3 separate regions of the Homo sapiens genome follow, and all the other regions are linked to region 3. The links are chromatin loops, found by intact Hi-C in ENCODE. Cell type or tissue: Caco-2. All regions are shown on one strand.

Region 1 (8,000 bases), 780 kb after region 3:
TATAGCTCAAATCTAGCAAAATAATGATTCTATTACCTGCTACTACATGATGAGCTGAATATTTACACAGAGTTCATCCACTCCATTGACGTTTCAATTACACATTTGACAAAATGACTTATTGGCACACCTGATAAGAAGCATTCACACCTACCTGAAGAAACCATAGAGTAATGTAAATTCATCATGTGTTATTTCAGGCAGCCAGTCTTTGAAAGCACCTTTCATTTAGAAATCAAAGGTGAAGGTCTAAAGAAAAGAACTCTCTTATCCAATCAATCATTAGCATATATGAAATGTTGACCTGATGCCCCTTATTCATAACTGATTATTTAACAAAAATAAAAAACAAGAGAGAAATTTATTTCCTTCCTGAGTAAAGTAAATCTTTGTTTTTAGTACAAGCAGGCAAATCAGTAACCAAATAATAAATGGAGAGTTAAATAAGGGTTTATCATCTGCCTCACTTACCAATGGTTGCTTACTGTCTGATGATTCCATACTTTCAGTGACCATACTAATAAAAACAGCTCACCCGGACAAATTTACAAGCCAGTTTTCAAAAGCAACACATTGCCACTTCCACACTAGCCAATGAGCCTTCTTGCATTGCAATGCTCTTATTCAACAAGATTAAGAAGCACAAATGCAGAACAATGTTCTCTGTGACTGTGAGGGAGCATTATTCAACACTAATGGCAAATATGTTTACATATTGCCAGCAATTGCAACTCCAAGCTAAAGCTATAAATGTTGGACTAACTTCCAATGTAGTATTTATGACAGGTTCTCCTTGAGAAATAATTGCAGTCTTTATACATGCCTGCAATAAAAAAAATATAGCTTGGGAAATGTATGTTTCTTCAGGTTTCAGCAAAAGTTTCAAATCAGAGTATCAGTGAATGAGGAGGATTACTCACTCCAATTCTATGCCCTGCATAGTAGTAATCTGCAAAACTTAAAAAGTCAGGCTGCTGTGAAAACATGAATATCTTTTTCAGTGAGGAAACTTTCCTGTACATCTTATGCTCCCTTTTAGTGTTTCTGAAATCTAGCCATTATGTATGAACTGCATCAAGATCACTGTAAATATTGGAAAGTCGATCAAGTCTGTTTTCTAAAGCAGGTATTTAAGACGTTGATTAAGCTAAGAATACAAAATGTATTCTGGCATAGACATTTATTGTGTTTCTTGAATTCAGTGTTTATTTTTCATGAAGTTATAATAATGAATATGTTACTGCAGCTGTTAAGAGAAAAAGATTCTGGTAAAATTTAATGAATAAATAGAGGAGTAGTTTGCTAATTCATAGTTAATAAATATGTTTTTTTCTCCAAAATAGAAAATGGTATTTCTCTGGATATTTTTTCATAACAGATTAGCTAGGACTTCCTTGCTAACACAGTACTTAAGAATCAAAAGCTAAGTAAATCAGGGAAGTTTTTGGTATTTCATGGCATCAAATAATAAGTTCAACTGATTTTTTTTCACCGAAGTGACTAGTGTTAGACACAATCTACTTAAATTGAGTGGCAATTTAAACTGTGCCTTCATAACACTAAAATAGCAGATCAACTCAACAAGAAAAGTATAATCAAGCAGACTGGGCTCACACACATTTGACTGATTGATAGAACTTTTCACTTTTTAACCTTTCATTTCAATGTCTTAGAGTCTCGCCAACAACTCCTAAAACCCCAAAACCTGTACACAAAGAAAAGTGAATGTTCAACATGAGAAGATTTGACTTTTGTTCTGTGATCACCTAGAGATTAAATGTACCATTGAAACCACTGGATGCAGCTTCTCCATTCCTGTCCTTAAAATTATATCTTTTCAATGGGCTCTTTCATACTCAGCAGAGAGCCTGGCCAGCCCATGGTAGAGTCAGAAAACAGACAAAGACTTTTTTTAAGTATCCTCCAAATTCCTGATCAAGAGCCCATCACCTTCCTGATAACAACCCCAGTCCCTTCACATGTTGCCTTCCAGGTGACTAGTGGTATCAGTGCCATACTCTACTCAGCCCCGTATTTCTCAAAATTTAAGGTCAAAATCCTTTCTCAACCCTGAGAAATTCAGTGCTTTAAGTCAGTGCTTTACTTATCACTTTTGAAAAATCTATCAAATCATTTGAATCTATAAAGCTAAAGTCTGCTAATGACTTACATTCTATATAACTGTTACACTTTATCCCAGGAGTCTTTGATACAAACCAGTGGCCAGTGAGAAGACATCCACATTACAGTTAGGCTGAGAGAAAATTTTTTGTTGTGGAGACTGGGTCCTTCGAGTGCACTTAGCATACGGAGGGTTGACTCTGATTCTGGAATTAAAAATATTACTAAAGGATAAAAATTCTGCACTTCAGAATCATCCACATACCTTTTCAATATAGATATTCCAGGGATTCTGACTCTGTGTGGCTAGAGTAATAACGAGACACTTACTTTTTTTTTTTCAAAAAAGTGTCAGAGATAATATTGAGGCATGGTAACATAGCTGAGTACCACTTGGACAAGATTCTGGTTATTAGATCATTACTAAGGTCCATTCTTTAATTAGGTTTCTCTGCTGTGAAGCAAATCATTCCTCTCAACCATGAGAGAGAAAAAATTGCAGTAAGCTATTTCTCTCAGTCTTTTCTTGGGCACCAAAACTCATATGCAGAGATTTTCAGGAGCAAACACAATGATCTGTCAGGGCTTTTTCTCCTAACACTCCCCATTAATGAATGGGCAGCAAAGCCCTAGATGACTCCACTCCATTACTGAAATGAATAGGCAGGCCTCATAAAAAGCATCCTCGGCCAAACCATTCGTATTGTAAAAACTAGTTCCCTATGGACTGCAAAGTACATCTCCCTTTCGATTAGAGCATCCTGTGTGGCTTTCATGTGTATGGGTGACTAATTAAGAGAGCTCATCATTGCTGTCAATAAAACTGCTCTCCTTGACAACTTGGCAAATCTTAACAAGAGCATTTCTGCCATCTAGTGTTCAAAGCCAGCAAACAATACTCTTAGCACCTGTAAGGGCATAGCTCTTCTCTGTCAGGCCTAAATGAGGTTTTAGTTTCCATTGCCAAGGTCAATTCAGAACTGCTTGGGGGAGGTAAGGAAAAATAATATTTCTTGGGAAAAAAAACCTTGTACAACATTACTCTCACTCGCTCAATGAACAACTTGGACTCTAATGCAGTAGATCATTAACGTCATGATCCATTTTTGTCACCCACATTCTGATTAAATTTGGCTCCATAAAATAAGCTTCTAGAATACCAAATGTCCTTAGAGTCTCACCCATGCTGTCGGCAGCAGAATGTAATTAGCACATGAAGCTTGTAAACCTGAGAATCTTGGCTCTGCTTTGTAATGTAATGGAGTTTTCCCAGTAACAATAATTTGATTTAATGTTCAACAAGAGGTTAACTGTGAGGACTACAGTATTTTGGTGCTGAAATTCATATTTCACAAAATACAATTCACATCAAAATGCTCTTTCCATATAAAAAGCCTCTGGCTCACAGTTCAGGAGGCTGAACATCCCTATCTCTCCAAGAAATAATGACAAAAGCACTTAATCTCTCACCTTGGGATCCCAGGCTGGAAAAATGATCGGCCTGAAGTTACTCTCAAATTCAAGGAGGTGGTGAGAAATAGCTCCTACATACAGGTTTTGTATTAAAGAAGATATGCCTGTATTGTGGGTTGTACCAATGCCCTTTCCCCCAGCCAGAATAAGAGCCATAGAACTGTTAATGGGAAGAGAGATCACTAGGTAATGAATTCAAAGCCAAAGGAGTCTAAGGGTGACAACCAGGGCTTTTCTTGACCCATACAACTTCGCTTTTCTTTATTAGAGATTTGAAAAATAATAACTACAGCTAATGATTGTCATCATAAGAATTTGTTCAACCATTATTATGCGAGTATTCTATACCTGACCTTTGCACTTGATATCATCATTTACCAAAAACAACAATAAAACTAAATAACATCAGTTGAGCCTCTAGTATTTGCCACGCATTGTGGCATACATGTATATCTCATTTAATACAATGATCTTGAGAAGGAGGCATAATTTCTTTTCATTTACTAATGAGGAAATCAACATTGATAGAAGTAGCTACACCAAGACAGCACAGCCAAAAAATGATAGAGTCAAAATTAAAGTTAAGTTATGTTTGATGCCAAAGATCCTTCCAAAGTCATGTAGTTTTCCAATATTCATGAGGGATGAAAAGAGCATCCAAAATCCTAGCTCCTTCCTCTCCTCTTAAATTCCATTCATTTTTTGCTCTATGAGCCAATTGTCTCTTTAGTTCTAGTTGCCAGAAAAAATGGTCATGAAGATTTCAAAGTTAACCAATAAGTCTCAAATATCAGACGCTATTAAGTTTATGTTGACAAGAAACAATACTTTCCTGATTTATACATGACAAGAAAACATACACAATATTTTCAATTAATGCTAAGATTTTATCAGAAGATTTTCATACATTATAACTTTCATACATTGTCATTTTCATAGATTATAACTTAGGCCAAATCAATTCTGCCCAAGACTAATTTTTTAAAATACGTATTTTATCTATCACTTAAAATGCTCCAAGACCTTCAAATCCAAACTGATTAAGCACTTGAGGTAATCCTCGAACCAATTCTTATTTTTATTTTTTTTTGAGACAGAGTCTCACTCTGTCACCAGACTGGAGTTCAGTGGTGTGATCTCAGCTCACTGCAACCTCCAACTCCCTGATTCAAGCGATCTCCTGCCTCAGCCTCCCAAGTAGTTGAGATTATAGGCACGCCACCACACCCAGCTAATTTTTGTATTTTTAGTAGAGACAGGGTTTCACCATATTGGCCAGGATGGTCTCGTTCTCCTGACCTTGTGATCCGCCTGCCTCAGCCTTCCAAAGTGCTGGGATTACAGGTGTGAGCCACCACTCCTGGCCAAACCAATTCTTATTTACCAGGCAGCCATTCTTACTCTATTCCATGAACCTTCCTTTCAAGTCGGCCTCATTTATTAATTTGTCGAAACATACCTTGCTTACTCTTCTCTGCTACTTTGCTTAGGAAATTCCCCAGGTCTGGAATAACCTTCCCTATATGGTATGTGTGTCCAGATGCTTCCAATATTTCTAGAACCAGCTTTAGCCTCATCTCTTTTGTGAGGGCTTCACCATCTTGTTAGCTCTTGATACTCACCCTGTACTAGAATATCCCACAGCTCTTACTTTCTTCCTACTCATATGTAGAGTATATTTTTATGTGCCTATATGTTTATTCCATTTTACTACAAGCAAAAATCCTATGCTTTGGGGCAAAGATTCAATTCTGTTCAATACAGCATTATAGTTATGCAGCATCTACTCAGACATAGGCACAATTTAGAAGACTTCATGTTCTAATTTGAAGTATATTCTCTGAAAAAGGGCCTAAAGTAGGTGATTAGAAAATTTTGTCAGAAGAAAGAAAACTTTTTTGAAGACATGCTATGATCTAGGCACTGCAGTAGACATTTTTATATAATTTATCTTATTTAATCCTAACTACAGACCTAGAGGTAAAGTTGGGTTCTTTAAATTTTTGTAGATGATATTGACATTATAAAACTGTAAACAATTTTCCAAAGATTGCATGTATGCAGCAGTTAGTATCAAACCTATAGTTTCTATTTCCGAAATCTATGCTTTTTTTCTTCACTGTGGTAGAGTTTTCTTGTATTTAGCCTCAGAAAAACAATCTTTTGAGATTGTCATATGCCTGAAAAGGCCAGAAGAGAAATAATGTAGATTAGTAAGAGCTACCAAGAAAATCTCTTGTTGAGCAAAAGTCAAGCCGCTAAACACTCCCCTAAATTATCAACAACATTATAGTACTTTAATACAGTAATTTAAATTTAATTGCAAATTTTTTCTTTAAATTTTAAGGATATATTAAGTGCTTAACCAACCATTTCCCATGGATTTATTTATATCAGTTTTTTACCCATATGGATTGGACTGTTTCTGTGTAACAGACACACCTCCAATGTAACATTAGATTAAATTCCAGTTTGGCTAAGGATTTAAAGTAGGATAAATACACAGGGCAGGAACGGCTATACCTCAGCATAACGTAGCTTCCCTTAAATCCAAAGTCTCTATCTGAGGCACAAACAGGGGTCAATGATACTGCTAGTAGAATCTCAGAAGGATGAGAAGTTTATTTTTTGTTCATCTACCTGACTTGGTGCCCTATTTGGGCTGCTTCCTAACTCTCTGGCTTCTTGTTGGGTCAGTAATGGGAGGTGTTGGCAGGGAGTGGGTAATAAAGTAGAAGGAAAAAGAAGAAGGCAGTTTGGGTATCATCACCACTCTGCCATCTCCTCCCACACAACAGCACTCACTTCCTGCACACCTGCAGCTGGCAGCAGCTGCTGGGGGGTCGGCTTCCGTAGCTTTTTCTCTGTCTCTTTCAGCTTCCACCGTCTCTTTGCCCCTTCCTCCCTGGCTCCAGCAGCTGAGTGTCTCACTGTGCCTTGTTCATTCCTTGAACCGCGCTCACAGATCTGTAAATAGCTCCTCTTTAATAAACCATTGTTAATTTAAATCTTCTGAGTGAACCCTCTTGCTTCCTACCAGGCCATTGATTTGATATATGTAATTAGAGCAAATTATGAACTACTACCACTCTTTTTCACTTTTGGTTATTTCTATAGCTTCAAATTTATACCCAGAATCCGAAATGTAAACATTTATAATTCATGTTTTTAAAACCCAAATTTATTTCTCAAATGCCACAGACTAACTAGATTCTCAGTCCTGGCTCAGAATTATTTCTCAGAGAATAATACTTCAGTTCTTCATCAAAAATAGTTTCTTTCTTTCTACCTGTACATAAAGATCAACAAAACCCATCAAAATAAATATGTCTTAGAATTATAGATGCTCATATTTAACTCAATCATAAGAGAGATTTCTTGCATTTCCACTTTGTAAGAGAGACTAAAAGTATTACATGTTTTTTTTAGGAACGGAATATTTTCCTTTTGCCAGGTTTGTTCATTTTTGGCCCTCATCTTTATGGCTTCTTTGGAATTAGTTTCAAGTACACCTTGTATTGTATAGACTGGTTAGATTAATTAGTTTTTTCCTCTGGACCAAAATAGTTTGGAGAGGGAGGAGGAGTAAGGGAGGTTGTGGTTAAGGATGGGAGAGGCTGCATCAATAATTATTACAAAGCTAACACTTACTGAAGTAGCTATTACTGTGTAATTACTAAATAATTACCATTGCTTTCAAAACACTATATATTTTTAAGTCATATATTCCTGAAACAAACATGAGATCTTGTTGTTTGCATCTTGCATCTGAGGTGAGAAAGACAGGAAGAGGATAAAGAACTTTGTCCTAGGTCCCACAGCAATAAGTAACAATGCTAGGACTTGAATTACACAGCCTGCAGGCAGGTCTAAAATCAAGGCTCTTAATCACAGCACTTAACTGCTATTCAGATATTAATGCTTAGGTTCTCCCTTCTCTGTTTGCTCATTTCAGCATAGCAGAAAATAAAAATAAATACAGTCAGCCCTCCACATCTGAGGGTTCCCTGCCTGTGGATTCAACCAACCATGGATCAAAAATATTCAGAAAAAAAATTGCATCTGTACTGAACATGTACAAACTTTTTCCTTGTCATTATTCCCAAAACAATACAGTATAACAATGATTTGCCTAGGATTTACATTTTGTTAGGTATTATAAGTAATCTAGAGATAAGTTAAATTGTATCAGAGGATAGTGGTAGGTTATATGCAAATACCAGGCCATTTTATATCAGGAGCTTGAGAATTCCTGAATTTTGGTATTCAGGTGGGATCCTGGAATCAATCCTTCATGGATACCAAGGGACAATTGTAAATAAAAGTATCTCATCATACTACCATTTAAACTGAAACAAAATGAAGCAGAAATGTACCTCTGAAAAATAAAGTCATTTTAGAAATGT
Region 2 (8,000 bases), 650 kb after region 3:
AATCAGCTTTTATCTAGAAGGTACAGGGTTTGAAAAGCTTGGCCTGCTGTTAATCATTTTCTGCATAGTTGGGAAAACAAAGGTTGTGATCGAAATGCCCCCCAAGGATGCTGGACCCAGATAATCATCATAAGTTTTAGCTTATGATTTAGTAGGGGCCTCAGAATGGTTATATAATACGGAGAATGTTTCCCCAAAGGTATGAACATTCTAATCCCTGGAATTTTTGAATTTCTTGGGTTATATGGCAAAGAGATTTTAAGGAGACAGATGGAATTAAGATTGCTAATCCGCTGACCTTGTGATGAGAACATTATGCTGAATTATTTGTTTGAGCCCAAAGTAATCTTGTGATACCCTACCTTGTTTTAACCTGATTGACTCTCACTTAGCTGAGAGAGCCGGACAGACTCCATTTTGGTTTATTCACTTGCAGCCCCTTATCCCCCTCCCTTAAGGACATAACTGGTGCAAGCTGACTCCAAGCACATTCAGGAATCCAATTACTGGTAAGATACTGAGGCAAGCTATATCAGCAGCCCCTGGGAACGCACTTGGTTGATGGTACCCAAAGCCCCTGCATTTATCTCTGTGTGATAGTTTAAGCCCCTGCATCTGGAACTATTTATTTTTTCTGTAACTGTTTCTGTAATCACTTATCTTTTAACTTTTTGCTTGTTCTGCTTCGGTAAAATTGCTTCAGCTAGGCTCCCCCTCCACTTTTTAGACCAAGGTATAAAAAGAAATCTAGCCCCTTCTTCAGGGCCGAGAGAATTTTTTAGTTCTAGCTGTCTCTCGGTCGCCGGCAATAAAGGACTCCTGAAGTAGTCTCGGAGTGTGGTGTTTCTCTATAACTCTCTCGGTTATGACACTTTGGAGGCCCCAGCGAGATCCGCCACCGGGTGAGGGCCGGACTCGTTCCGGGCTCCCCCGGAGCAACGGCGGGCTTACAGGGTAGGCGCCACCTAAAGATGCTCCAGGGCCCCGTAGGCCACCGTCTTCCAGAGGGGAACGGATCAACTGCTGGTGTGCCCAACCAAATTCAACTCCTGAGTCCTCAGTCTCCGGTCCCGGGAAGGTAAGTCAGATCTGACTCTGTCTCCCTGGGAGGGAAATGGCTCTGACTAGGTTTCTCCCTCAGACTCTGTCCACACTCTAGGATGCTGGAGGACAGCGTCCTGGTTTCTGTCAGTCTTCTCTGTTAAGTCTAGTCTCTCTCTATCTCTTCTCCTTCTCTCGTTCAGGTCTCTAGGAGACCTCGGTTTTAAACGGGTATAAAAAATTGTAATAAACTCTGTGAGTGAGTGAGTACATGTGGAGTTCAAGGGCTTGTGCTTGAATTTCTAGTTTGTAGCTCCATGGCGAAAGCTATGGAGTTTCAGAGGGCCCTCACCTGCGGTTCCGTGGCGACCTCATAAAGCTTAGGGCAGCATCGGGCATAGCTGGATCCGAGCCGGGGGTTTATACCGGCCTGCCAATGCCAGGAGGAGCCTAAGTCCCCGCAAGGGGAGCAGCCAGGCAGGCATCTGACTGATCCCATCACGGGACCCACTCCCCTTGTCTGTCTATAAAAATTGCCATACTTGTTTATATACCCCCGTGTCTATTGTCCTGTTTGGTGTCTGTCTAAATTTCGTAGGTCAGGTCATCGATACTGCCCAAGACGACTGGGCAAGGACTTCTTCAAGGTCCTCAGTACAGATCTTCTATCCCAGGAGGTCAAATCTCTCATTAGTCATTTGGGCTGGCCATCCCAGTCCTGTCTTTTCTGTCAGAAACAAATCAGGTGTTGTTATGGGAAAGGGTGTGGAAGACATTCGCCTGTTTGGAATTTCTGGCACCATAAAGATTGCTGGTGTTTGGATTGCCATACCCCACGCCCCAATGACTGGTCCACCTCCTCCTTAGACTAGTGGTGGATCCAATATAGCCACCCTGCTGATCTCCTTGCTCACCTTTTCTGTCATCCTGTAACTTTTCCCATGCCCTTAAATAAGGCACTGTGCAGAGAAACCTACGCCCATACTGCTTTACTCCGTCTGGACTCTTATTTTACCCCTCCGTGGCTACTCGCCAACCTTTGGGAAGATCCGAGTGGCCCCTTTCCTCCTCATCGGCATCCTTTACCCCGCACGTCTCGTTTCCCTGTGTCGCAGCAAGTCCAATGCCTCCAAGACTTGGCTCTGTTCTCCCTCCTTAAACCCTTCAAAGAAAGGGCCGAGTTCAAACTTTTTGCCTTTGAGTAGTGGAAACACCAAAGATATTTGGGCCATAAGTCAAGAAGAAGAAGGTGGGGGTCCCCTAGGTCCCACTGGCTGAGGATCCCACGGAGCCGCCTCTTGTCCTCTCCCTAGATCTCAAAGCTTGAGAAGACAGGCCTTATGTGGCAAGAAGCGTTGGCTATAGCTGTTTTCCTACTTCTTCTGGTTATAATACTTCTGTTCTTCTGATTCAGCAGCCCCCCAGGCCAGGAATATCTCTATCCATGCTGGGTTTAATATTTCTGCTTAAACCTTGTTAATTTGCCTCCAGAATGGGAAACTCTTCTTCCCGGCCCCGTAGAGATTGGCGCACTCTCCAATATATGTTGCAGAATTTCTCTCTAGGCTTCTCAGATGATTACGGAGTCCACCTTAAAAAGGGCAGACTCTGGACACTCTGTGAAGTAGAATGGCCAAAGTTTGGTAACGGGTGGCCCCCAGAAGGGTCACTGAATCTCACAATTGTTCAGGCTGTGTAGCGGGTCATTGCTGGAACTCCCAGACACCCCGATCAGTTTCCCTACATTGATCAATGGCTAGATTTGGTCTGGAGCCCTCCTCCACGGCTCTGCTCATGCACCATTCATGATCCCACCTCCAAGGTCCTTTTGAGCCGGACCAAACTTTTGCCCCAACCCTCCCCTCCCTCGGCTCCTCCTGTACTGCCTCCTTCTGAAGAAGAGGAAAATTTTCTTCACCCATGTCTGCCGCCCTATAACCCTCCTGCTCCCCCAGAATCTTCCCTTGTCTCCTCGACTACGTCCCCTGTGGCCTCTCTCCCTATAGCCACCCAATTACAGCCTTGGCTGGAGGAGGTGGCCCCCCTCCTCCCACTGAGAGAGTCCCAAATCCCCCCGGGCAGTGAGTGTTCTGCTCCATTTTTAGTTTATGTCCCCTTCTCTACTTCTGACCTGTACAACTGGAAGGTTCATAATCCCCCCTTCTCTGAAAAGCCCCAAGTCTTGACCTCACTGATAGAGTCCGTGCTCTGGACCCACCAGCTCACCTGGGATGACCGTCAGCAACTCCTTTTAAACCTTCACTTCTGAAGAGAGGGACCGTATCCAAAGAGAGGCCAGAAAGTATTTCCTTACATCAGCCAGTAGACCAGAGGAGGAAGCCCAAGACCTCCTTGAGGAGGTTTTTCCCTCTACCTGGCCTGATTGGGATCCAAACTCCTCAAGTGGGAAGAGAGCTTTGGATAATTTTCATTGGTATCTCCTTGCAGGTATCAAGGGAGCCACTCGAAAACCCATGAATCTGTCGAAGACAACTGAAGTGGTCCAGGGGCCCGATGAGTCACCAGGAGCGTTTCTAGAATGCCTCCAAGAGGCCTATTGGACTTATACCCCTTTTGACCTGGCAGCTCCCGAGAATAGCCGTGCTATTAATTTGGCATTTGTGGCTCAGGCAGCCCCTGATAGAAGAAAGTTACAAAAGCTGTAGGGATTTGCTGGAATGAACACCAGCCAACTTTTAGAGATAGCCCAGAAAGTTTTTGACAATTGAGAGGTTAAAAAGCAAAAACAGGCAGCTCAGGCAGCTGAAAGGGCTGCTGACAAAGCATCAAAAAGACAGGCAAAAATCTTCGTGGCTGCCATCCAAGAAGCCAAGACAGAAGGGCCCCCATCACAGAGCACTGGCCAAGGGATCCCGGGTCCCTGCCAGAAAGGCCAAAAGCTGAGCAGGCTCCCCTACAAAGAAACCAATGCACTTATTGCAAGCAGATTGGACACTGGAAAATGGAATGCCCATTAAAACCAGAAGAAAAACCAGAAGAGAAAAAGGTCCTCACCCTCCCTGCTGCGGAGGAATCTGATGATTGATGGGGCCGGGGCTCCCTCTCCCTTGGCCCCTGGGAGCCCATGGTGACTGCCACACTGGGGGGCCAGCCTATACGCTTCCTAATTGACACCGGGGCGGAACACTTGGTACTGCAGATACCCTTGGGCAGTGTCTCTAATAAAAAGGTGGCTGTGCAAGGGTCTATGGGAGCTATTCAGGAATATCCTGTCACCCACTCACGAGAGGTGAGTTTGGGACAGAAAAGAGTAACCCACTCATTTCTTGCAGTCCCAGAGTGCCCCTTCCCCCTCCTCAGACGAGACCTACTTCATAAGCTACAGACGTCCATCTCCTTCTCGGCCCAACAAGCTCACATCATGTTAGGGGACACAGCACCCCCTACTGCTCAGCTTCTGCTAACCACCCCTCTGTCAGAGGAATATCTCTTAGTTTCACCCTCACAACTGCTGGGAAATAGTACTAATCCTCTCCTACTGGATTTACAGACTCTGTTTCCCTGAGTCTGGGCCGAATCAAACCCCCCAGGAATGGCAAAGCACCATCTGCCAGTAGTTGTAGAGCTCCTGGCCACTGCTGCCAGTCCAGGTAAAACAATATCCTGTGAGTCAGCAGGCTAGAGAGGGAATCGATCCCCATATTCAGCGACTATTACAAGCTGGTATACTCCCACCATGTGAGTCCGCCTGGAATACTCCATTTTTGCCGGTCCAGAAACCCGGAACAAATGATTACCGGCCTGTACAGATTTGTAGGAAGTTAACAAGTGGACAGTTACCATCCATCCAACTGTGCCTAACCCTTATACTTTACTCAGCCTGCTCCCGCCCGAACATACAATGTATACTGTCCTTGACTTAAAGGATGCTTTCTTTGCTATTCCTCTGGCCCCCAAAATCCAACCTGTCTTTGCTTTTGAATGGACAGATCCTGGCTCGGGAGACACCACCCAATTAACCTGGACTCAATTACCCCAGGGTTTTAAAAACTCCCCTACCCTTTTTGGGGAAGCCCTCCAACAGGATCTTATACCATTCTGAGCCAGTAACCCTCACTGCACTCTTCTCCAGTATGTAGACCACCTGTTATTGGCTATTAAAACTACTGACAGCTGCCTGCAACATACTAGGGACCTACTTTACCTCCTTCAGGAACTCGGGTATCGGGTCTCGGCCAAGAATGGCCAGCTTTGTCTTCCCAGAGTTTCCTACCTGGGGTACGAGATAAACAAGGGAAAAAGGGCACTCACCAGTGCTTGAAAGAAGGCCATCCTGCGAATCTCCACTCCCACCACCAAAAGACAGGTACATGAATTCCCGGGGGCTGTGGGACAGTCACCTATGGATATTAGGGTTCGCGGAAATCACCAAGCCCCTTTATACCGCTACTGGAGTTAATGGCCCGCTAGTTTGGACTGACAAAGAAGAACAGGCTTTTCTAAACCTGAAAAAGGTATTAACGGAGGCCCCTGCTCTTGTCCTCCCAAATATCTCAAAACCATTTCACCTTTTTGTTCATGAAAGCCAGGGAGTCACTAAAGGGGTACTCACTTAGACTTTGGGACCATGGCAATGCCCAGTGGCCTACTTGTCTAAGAGACTAGACCCTGAGGCCTCCTGGTGGCCAAGTTGTCTGTGAGCTGTAGGGGCAACAGCAAGCCTGGTCCAGGAGGCTGATAAACTGACTCTGGGCCAGAATTTAACCCTCACGGCTCCTCATGCCATAGAGAATTTGCTACGAAGTGCCTCTGGCAAATGGATGTCGAATGCTCGCATCCTGCAGTATCAGAGCTTACTGTTAGATCAGCCTCATTTAACTTTCTCTCTCACAAGGTGTTTAAATCCAGCTACCTTGCTCCCTGATCCACACCTTACCACACCTGTCCATGACTGCCAAGAACTGTTAGAGACTACAGAAACTGGGCGACCTGATCTCCAAGATGTGCTTCTAAAGGAGGCAGATACCACTGTGTTTACAGACAGCAGCAGCTTCCTTAAACAGGGAGTACGAAAGGCTGGTGCGGCCGTTACTATAGATTCATATGTACTGTGGGCCCAGGCACTGCTGGCAGGTACTTTGGCACAAAGGGCTGAATTGGTTGCCCTCACTCAGGCCCTCTGATGGGGTAAGGACAAATGTATTAATATCTGCACTGACAGCAGATACGCTTTTGCTACTACACATGCACGTGGAGCCATCTATCAAGAGCGAGGGCTACTCACCTCCGCGGGTAAAACTATAAAAGACAAAGAAGAAATTTTGACCCTGCTTGAAGCTGTTTGGCTCCCTCAGCAGGTGGCTGTAATTCACTGCAAAGGACATCAAAGAGAAGACACGGCCGTTGCTCGAGGTAACCAAAGAGCAGATTCTGCAGCTTGAGAGGCAGCTCGGCTCCTGGTCGTGCCTTTCACCCTGCTGCCCGCTGTGTCCTTTCCGCAACCAGACTTGCCAGGCCACCCAGAATACTCCCCAGAGGAAGAAAAACAAACTTCGGATCTTCAGGCCAGTAAAAATCAGGAAGGTTGGTGGATTCTTCCTGATTTCAGAATCTTCATGCCCCAAGCTCTCGGGGAAGCTTTAATCAATCATCTACATTCTACCACCCATCTGGGAGGAGTAAAACTGGCCCAGCTTTTAAAGAGCCATTTCAAGATCCCCCACCTTCAGGACTTAACTAACCAAGCAGCTCTCCAGCATACGGCTAGTGCTCAGGTAAACGCCAAACAAGGTCCTAAACCCAGCCCACGTCACTGCCTCCGGGGAGGCTCGCCAGGAGAAAGGTGGGAAATTGACTTTACGAAGGTAAAACCACACCGGGCAGGATATAAATACATCCTGGTGCTACTAGACACCTTTTCTGGATAGACTGAGGCATTTGCCACCAAAAACAAAACTGCTACCATGGCAGTTAGGCTTTTATTCAATGAAATCATCCCTCGACATGGACTGCCTGTTGCCATAGGGTCTGATAATGGACCAGCCTTCACCTCGTCCATAGCTCAGTTGGTTAGCAAGGCATTAAACATTCAGTGGAAACTCCATTGTGCCTATTGACCCCAGAGCTCTAGACAAGTAGAATGCATGAACCACACCCTAAAAAGTACTCTTACCAAATTAATCTTAGAAACTGGTGAAAATTGGGTAAAGCTCCTTCCTTCAGCCCTTCTTAGAGTAAGATGCACCCCTTGCCAGGCTGGTTTTTCACCTTTTGAAATCATGTATGGAAGGGCTCCGCCTGTCTTGCCTAAGCTAAGGGATACCCATTCAGCAGAAATCTCACAAGCTAATTTGTTACAGTACCTGCAGTCTCTCCAACAGGTACAAGACATCATCCAGCCACTTGTCCGGGGAGCACACCCCAATCCAGTTCCTGACCAGACGGGACCCTGCCACTCTTTTCAGCAGGGTGACCTGGTGTATGTTAAAAGGTTCCAGAAGGAAGGACTCACTCCTGCCTAGAAAGGATCTCATACTGTCATCCTCACCACGCCGACGGCTCTGAAAGTAGATGGCATTCCTGCTTGGATTCATCACTCCTGCATCAAAAAGGCCAACAAAGGCCAGCAAGAAACATGGGTCCCCAAGCCCGGGCCAGGCCCCTTAAAACTGCGCCTAAGTCAAGTGAAGCCACCAAATTTATTCTTTTTATTTACCTCTTTTGTTTGTTTATGCCTGTTATGCCCCCTGCCCCTTCCTACTCTTTTCTCCTCACCTCTTTCATGACAGGACGTGTTTGCCAACACCACCTGGAAGGTGGGAACCTCCAAGGAAGTCTCTTTTGCAGTCGATTTATGTGCTTTGTTTCCAGTGCCTGCCCGTACCCTCAAAGAGCAATGCAATCTGCCGATCATAGGAGTAGGGAACGTCGACCTCGCTACAGGGCTTGGACACACCGGAAGCCAGACTGGATGTGGAAGTTCCAAGGGTGCAAAGAAA
Region 3 (8,000 bases):
ACCAGTTAAAATAACTTTTATCTAAAAGACAGGCAATAATGAATTCCTGTCTTTTAGGTAACAGGCCTGTGGAGAAAGGGGAACCCTTCTGAGGATAAAGTGAGGATGGTTAGTGGGTACATAAATGGAATGACTAAGATGTGGTATTTGGTAGCACAATAGGTTGACTATAGTTAAAAAAATTTTTGTATATTGTATAATAGCTAAGAGTGGAATTAAAATGTTCCTTACATACCAAAAAGATAAAAGCTTGCAGTTAAGGCTACTCCCAATTACCCTAATTTGATCATTTCACATTGTATGCCTATATCAAAACATCCCATGTGTCCCATAAATGTATACAATTATTATATACCCATAACAATTTAAACAAACTTTTTCAAAATCAGTAAAACTCAAAGACAGCAAGATGGGAAAAGAGAAACTGAAATACTACAAACCAGAGATAAAATAATTAACAAAATTGAAATAGTAAGTTCTTCCATATCAATAATCACCTAAATGTAAATAGATTAAATTTGTCAATCACCATACAGTTAGTGGTTGAAAAGATTATAAACAGGACCCAACTATATGCTGTCTACAACAGACTGACTTTCGATTTAAGGACACACATAGGCTGAAAGTGAAGGGATGGAAAAAGATATTCTACGCAAATAGTAATCAAAAGAGTGCAGGGGTGGTTATGCTAATATCAGAAAAAATATATATATATAAGTCAAAAATTATCTCAAGGGACAAAGAAACACATTATATAATGATAAATTGATTAATGTATCAGTAAGATATAATACATATATATGAATATATAAAAATATATAAAATAAATGTCTATCCACCTGCCATTAGAACACCTGAATACATAAAGGAAATATTAAATATGAAGGAAATATTAACAGAACTGAAGGGAGAAATAGACAACGATACTATAGTAATAAGAGATTTCAGTACACCACTTTCAACAACGATATTTCATTCAGACAGAAAATCAATAAGGAAATAGTGAACTTGAACAACTGTATAGACCAAATGGAACTCAGGTATATCTACGGAACATAAATTCAACAGTAGCAGAATATATATTCTTCTCAAAGGCACACAGAACCGTCTTCAGGATATGTCACATGTCAATTGAAAATGCATACATACACATATATTCAACCTCACACACATCTGTGTTCGTATATAGTTCATGGAAGTTTTGAATAATCATGGAATCATAGTTTTCTAAAGACACATTTGTGAAAATGGCTGACAAATTTCCCTATCAGTTTTAACGTTACATCGACACTTTGGGCACGCTCATTTTGGTGGTACTATTGTATTTGGAGGATTATTACATTTAGATATTAATTTATGACAACTAAATTAAAAATAAACGCTAAAGCCACAGTGAACATAAAACAAAACAGTATTAGAGCTCCCCCTAGTGTCATGTAACAGCTGCAGCTAACATGCTTGTGCAAATACCATGTTAACGTTTCTAAGCAGTTGAGCCTTGAGGTTAACACCACGGATAATTAAAAAACTTCTACGTCTTATTTCTCGTAATTGATCTTTTAAAGTCTATATTATATAGTTAGTTAATTCTGTAAAACATTAAATAGAGAAGCTGTTTACAAAAAGAAAAAAAAATTGGGCAACCATTTCTCTCTAGCACTTGAATTTTTTCAGGGTGACTTTTTTGTTGTTGTTCTTGAAAAGAATGTTTGAGAATATTTACCATCAAGTAGAATCTTAGAATTTTAGATCTGAAACAGACTTTTGAGTTCAATTCTTTCAAAATTTTATTACCCAGTTAAAAATCTGAGAGATGAAAGTGTTTGCTAAAATTTGTACAACCAGGTTCTAACAGGATCTAGATTAGAACCTAGGTTGATGTCCACTGTATTGGCTATTCCACTGTTGTACACTCCATCTCTGTTATTTACAAGTTAGTTGAGTACGTCGGACCACAATTTGATTATTTTGTTTCCAATTTTTAAAGAAAGTTAAAGTTTTTGCAGAAGAAAATTATTAGAAGATAATTCATGTAAGAAACATTATTAATTTCATACATTATGGGTATTTGTACTTAAACAAATTATTAGATAATTCTTATTTTGAATATCATGACCACAATCATTAGTTTTGTATAATAAAAACGACTGCATTGATTTTCAGTCTGTTAAATATTTCACTCACTTGCCTGGATATTTTGGTAAGCAGTTACCCTACCGAATAGTGAAACTTCCTTTGCAAACATTATAACCATGAGAAAATTATGACAGTGAAAGAAATTGACCTAACAATTGCATCTTGCCTTTAACCTCCAAATTGCTCTTGGTTATTCCTGGGTGTGGGCCAAGCTAATTTTGGGGAAAATTTAGTTTACAGTTTAAAGGATAATAGCCTTTCCTAAGACTAAACCATCAACGCAATTCTTTCCTCATCCATTTTAAATGCCTTACCAATTTTATTAATAAGATAGTAAAGCTTTACTACAGGAAGAGAGTAAAGGGTACAATCTCAAAGACTTTCAAAATCTTTATTTTTTGAGACAGAGTCTCGCTCTGTCGCCCAGGCTGGAGTGCAGTGGTGCAATCTCGGCTCACTACAAGCTTCGCCTCCCGTGTTCACGCCATTCTCCTGCCTCAGCCTCCTGAGTAGCTGGGACTACAGGCGCCCACCACCACGCCTGGCTAATTTTTTGTATTTTTAGTAGAGACGGGGTTTCATCGTGTTAGCCAGGATGGTCTCGATCTCCTGACCTCGTGATCCGCCTGCCTCGGCCTTTCAAAATACTGGGATTACAGGCGTGAGCCACCGCGCCCTGCTGTATTGAGGTGATCATTTTAGGATCATTCAGAAAGGGTCATTTTCTTTTTTCTTTTTTTCTTTTTTTGAGACAGAGTCTGGCCCTGTCACCCAGACTTGCAGTGGTATGATCTCCGCTCACTGCAACCTCCACTTCCAGGGTTCAAGTGATTCTCCTGCCTTAGCTTCCTGAGTAGCTGACACTACAGGTGCACACCACCATACTAGGCTAATTTTTGTATTTTTAGTGCAGACGGTGTTTCACTGTGCTGGCCAGGCTGATCTAGAATTCCTGATCTCAAGAGATTTGCCTGCCTCAGTGATGGGATTACAGGTGTGAGCCACCGTGCTCGGGCGACTCATTTTAGAATAGTATATGTCTGGTGTATGTATGAATTGTCAATAATGGTTTCATTGTGTCTATCCCTTTCTTATCTTAGGTTCTATAAGGACATACAATAGTAGACTTGTAAACAAAACTATTTAAACCCATCATGATACCCAGGTCTGTGAAAAGTGACAAGAGAAATGTGTGATTGAGGCATAAGTCTCAATCACTGAGGTTTATTAAGCCCGACTTAGGGCATTTCCAGGAATAATATGAGCCATAAGCACATGTGTGGTTGTTTTTCCCAAAGAGGTTTTCAGGTTTAGTGTTTTGCCATAAGGTTTAAGCATCATAAACTATAAACTCTACCATAAACATTTCCTTAAGGGGTGATGGGGAGAGGCATGTAAGAAGAGGGACAGGCAGGCAGTAAGGTGAATAGTTACATTCCGGTGGGACTTCAGTTAGTGCCCAGTAAATCCACATTTAACATAAGGTAATGTGGATGTCTGCAGAAGAAAAGAGAGTTAAGGAAGAGTCAATTATGCAAAGTCTCTGAGTATGGGTATAGGAAATGAGCCTTGACTTTGTTCTGCACCTGGGAAGATAAATGTGTAATCGGTGTGGAATTTTAGGAGGTAGACTTAGATTGCAGACCTAAAGTTACAATTGGTGTGTCTTTGTTAATGGGAAGCTAGCAAAGAATTTGCCTATGAATAATCTGCGGGGGCAGCCCTTCCCAGATGCCTGAGGCTTTTTACCTTTCCATGGAGACTTGGTTGACCCATAATGTTACTAACAGCTATTCATTTGGAAGAGGGTATTGTAATGAGTCAGCTTCAGGGCTTAATCTTCATTTTTGCATACATTTGGAGGGTTCTGAGATTTTAATTTTTATTTACATAAGCTTTCTTTATAATGGAAGATCTGTTTTTGGCCAATGGGTGATACTTTAAGGATGTGCTTTTTCAAAGAATTTAGCCAGCAATGTCAAGAAACTGTAATAGAAGATTTATAGATGAAACCTGCATATTCATGGTACTATTATATTCACTACAGTGAAGTTTATGTTATATAAGAAAGTAGTTATCCACCAACAATGAAAACATATAATCTACCATCCAAGAAGAGAAACTGAAGAATACAAAATAAATTGATCCATGATTGGTTTGCTCAGAAAACACTAGTTGTTTTTGTGCAAAAACAGTAATTATATCTTCAACATTAAATAATGGAAAACAAACTTGTGAAAAGAGACTGCAGCTTTTTGGTCAAAATAATTAAGTATACTAAAGCAGTTTAGATACACAAAACAAATTGAGGATGCCACTTTTTTTAAAGAGCAAGAAACTATGGAAAGCATGTAGAAAGTGATCTTAACCAAATCAGTGAGTTATTACTATAGAGAAAATCAAAATATGGGAATTATGGATTATTTTATGTGAAAGGAAAATAAAATCTTGGGACTCTAAACTCACTACGCCACAGGGAAAAGTTAAACTTGGGAACTGAGTCACACAAAACTGCCTCCCGTTTTGTTCTTAAATGGACAGCTGCAAAGATAGAAGGCAGCATACCTCCCCAGGGATTCTTTCCACAATTTGCTCACAAGGAAATTCCTGTGGGCCCCAAGATCTTTAGCCTAAAACAGAGTTCTTTTAAGTTTTGCCTTGACAATGTAAATCAACAGCTTATCTTCACAGAACAAAGGCAGGACTGAAAGTCCTCCTTCCACTCCCTGAGACAAATGCATATTTGCCTCCTCTACTCTGTATTTACTTTATCTTATGGAAAAATCCAGATTCACTGAGTGTGAGACATGCATGGTTGACTGTTCCTCTACCCACTCTTTTCACATGTAAAATGTGAATTCAGTGAACACCATTAAAAGCCTCAGAGGAATGCAACCGCTTCAAGTCTTTTATTTATTCTGCCTCTTTTCTTCCCTCTTTCCCCTATTTAAAGCTTTTTCCCCTTTAAGCATTGAAGTTTTCAAACTCTCTTTGGAATAAGCATGGATCACAGATGTTCCTGTGATTTTGTGTTCCTTTTTCCCAGGCACGTCCTCAACTGTGGCAAAATAAACCTCTAAATTGATTGAGATTTGTCCCAGTCATTTCCTTTGGTTTTATAGTTACATGGGAAAAATTATTTAAAAAGCCAAGAAAGTATGTCTGGAACATACTTTCTTAAATTTAAAGCTTAAATTGAAAGCTTAAATTCAAATTGAAGCATAAATCATATACTTTTCTCCTGGGTGGCTTTCCCAGTGCTAAGGTTCTCTAGTGTATCAATGATGCCATCACATTTAGACAAAAAGAGACTCAGGCAGCTGAACATTTGTCTTATATTTGAGTTTAAATGAGGGCCTCTTAAGCTTGGACATGATTTTGTTAAGTTCTTTGAACAGCGCCTTTGTGGAAACACACTGATTAGAAGGTGATCTAGTAAAAGAAGACATGTAGAAAAGACTTTTCTTTTTTTCTTTTTTTAATGTTCCCAGAATAATGATCAAAGTGCTACAGATCTCATTGGGAATTTGTATTCACTAACAACTATTATTCTGATTTAACCACCTTGTCATCAAGAGAAGGGTCAAGTGAGTTTCTGAAGATCTGGTAATTAGCTAAAGGTATAAACTTATACTGAACTCTACTATTTTTTTCTTTAAATAATTAAATCTACTTTTGATATCAGGAGTTCTTATCTCTGATTTGATCAAGGCTAGTCATTTTTAATTAATTGAAAAAGCAAATTAATATAAAACATGAATCATAATGCATGAGTACTTTAAATGCTGCATTTGAAATTTAAACAAACACACAAATACAAACATACCATTTGACGTACAGCCAATGCCGTTCTAGGGCTACAGTTCCCAGTTGGAGTGCTACATAATTTTAGAGTAACTCATCATTTATGTTAGCTTTTTTTTTTTTTAATGGAGTAAGAAGCTAAAGAACATTGCAAAGCAATCTGAGGGCAGAATCACTTAGAAATTTATTTATCCTTGTCCCCCTCCCCAGTATTTTACAACAAAGTTACCTATATCTTATTCAGCAGAATCTGTTTTTTCGGTTATTTGCCTTTGATCTGTCAGCTCAAAATATTGATTTAAATTTTCATGAAGCAACTCTCTTTCCTGTTATATTTCCTTGGTTTGCACAGCACTCAATTGAATTATGTAATTTCAAGTAGCTAGAATATACTGGCTTAGTGACTATGATAGTTTGCATTTTTTCATTTTTTTTTTAGCAAATATTTGTGTACCCCTGCCTCCCACTGTGGGCAGAGAATGTTTCCATGTCCCACCAATGTTGGGTTTGGGTATTTGACTTGATTTGATCAATGAGAAGTTAGTGGTGTTATTTAAACATAGGCTTGAAATTACATGCTCTCCTGCTTTTCTGTCATCAGAACAAGAATGAAATGTTCTGTACAGCTGCTTCTGCCGGAAGAATGAGAAATACATTGAGCAGAGCTATCCCAGTTGACGCAAATGTGTAAGCAATACAAAACATGCTACTACTGTATGTCACTGAGTTTTGAGGTATTTGTCACACACTAATAGATGATCATGCAAGAAATAAGCTCAAATGAGTTTAAGAAAGGCTTCTATTGAACTTGTGAGAGCAGATATATGTGGACTAAGATTCTTATTAGCTGTAAGTATGAGGATATCATGGCAACAAAAAGTAAAAACTAAGAAGAATCTTATTTTCATGTGCCCCAGGTTTTTTCATCCTCTGCTTGTTTTATTCTTCTTTCTAATCAAGCATAACTTGACCAACAATGTTTATCACCATAGTGTTGGGTCTAAAGATGCTGCTGCATGACACAGTGTTACTTCAAAGTTAATTCAGAAAGACCATATTCTGATTTTTTTCTACAGCCATTATTGTTAAACCTGTCACTAAATTTGTCTTCTAAAAATCCTAATGATCTTCTGATCTTACTATAAAAAAGCTCTATTAATCTGGGTTGCTCAGTATTTTGTTTCCTTATCTACTCACGATCTCATGTTAATGCCTAACCTAGGTGTCTTCCGTATTGCTCTTGAACCATGCTCCTCATGTTAGACTAAGACATTTCTAGATCCTTACAGGGCAATGACATGAGGTATAACATTGATTAACTGCAGAGGACGACTGACATGACAGAAACACACTCACATGTTACAGTTCACATGGCTCATATTCCTGGCTCCTAGCTTTTAGCCTGCTTTGCTTCATGCCCAGTAGATCCTGTTCAATCACTGACACTTTTCACAGCTAACTACCTCAATGAAACAAGTGAAAAAGGGAAGAGGAAGGTCATTTTTAAGTTCTTTTCATGTGACCCCCTTAGGCAGTTCATACATGGATGTTTGCTTTCTTCCAGATTAGTCAGCATTTCTCTCTGACTTTCTCTTTTTCAACTAGTTGGAGAAAAACTTCTATTTTATGAGATTGGGGCATGCCTAGCTAGTCTCCCTGTTTTAAGGTCAACTATATCATATAAAATAAACTAATCATGGGAGTAAAACCATCATCTTACAGACCCAGGGATTATATAGGACATATACACCATGAAGAGGGAAATCTTGGTGGTCTTAGAATTTTGTACACTTTAGGAATATTCATAATTAAATTAATAACTTAATTTGTAAAGTACTAAATTATGAATAATCATAATTAAATTAATTTAATCCATAATTAGGTTATCAATAATTAAATTACACGGTGATGTTCAAAAATTTTATTGAATGTATTTCTTTCCCTTTCTGTCAAAAGGCTCCCAAATAAGATATAGATGAGTATCCCTAAATATCTTTTTTTTATTATTTTTGAGATGGTCTTGCTTTGTCACCCAGGCTGCAGTGCACTGGCACGATCAC

Evidence for each region. Peaks named below come from ENCODE experiments on the same cell type or tissue, not always from the same donor. Only the 100,000 strongest peaks of a DNase experiment are listed, where the experiment ranks them.
Region 1: it touches region 3 in a loop (11-fold over the local background); 6 of 110 quality-filtered maps call a loop at or near these places.
Region 2: a loop joins it to region 3, with 7 times the contacts of the local background. A loop is called at or near these places in 5 of 110 quality-filtered maps.

Annotation. Positions count from the first base shown.
Region 1 is chr10:52,813,116-52,821,115 of GRCh38, reverse strand. No RefSeq gene overlaps it. Among named protein-coding and RNA genes, the nearest start is that of MBL2, 44 kb to the right of the region's middle. In Caco-2, a CTCF peak has its summit at 3,003 (motif pointing left); a DNase peak (open chromatin) is centred at 2,975; H3K27me3 peaks cover 123 bases.
Region 2 is chr10:52,948,460-52,956,459 of GRCh38, reverse strand. LOC105378308 (a long non-coding RNA gene) reads left to right here. Exons shown (of 4, transcript XR_945968.3): 2 at 437-509; 3 at 728-1,078; 4 at 3,490-8,000. Among named protein-coding and RNA genes, the nearest start is that of LINC02672, 78 kb to the left of the region's middle. In Caco-2, CTCF peaks have their summits at 4,469 (motif pointing left) and 6,351; DNase peaks (open chromatin) are centred at 1,839, 4,419, 5,718 and 6,364.
Region 3 is chr10:53,594,892-53,602,891 of GRCh38, reverse strand. No RefSeq gene overlaps it. Among named protein-coding and RNA genes, the nearest start is that of LINC02672, 570 kb to the right of the region's middle. RefSeq lists enhancers at 2,235-2,991, 2,992-3,750, 3,751-4,508, 4,509-5,267. In Caco-2, CTCF peaks have their summits at 1,213 and 1,417 (motif pointing left); a DNase peak (open chromatin) is centred at 4,761.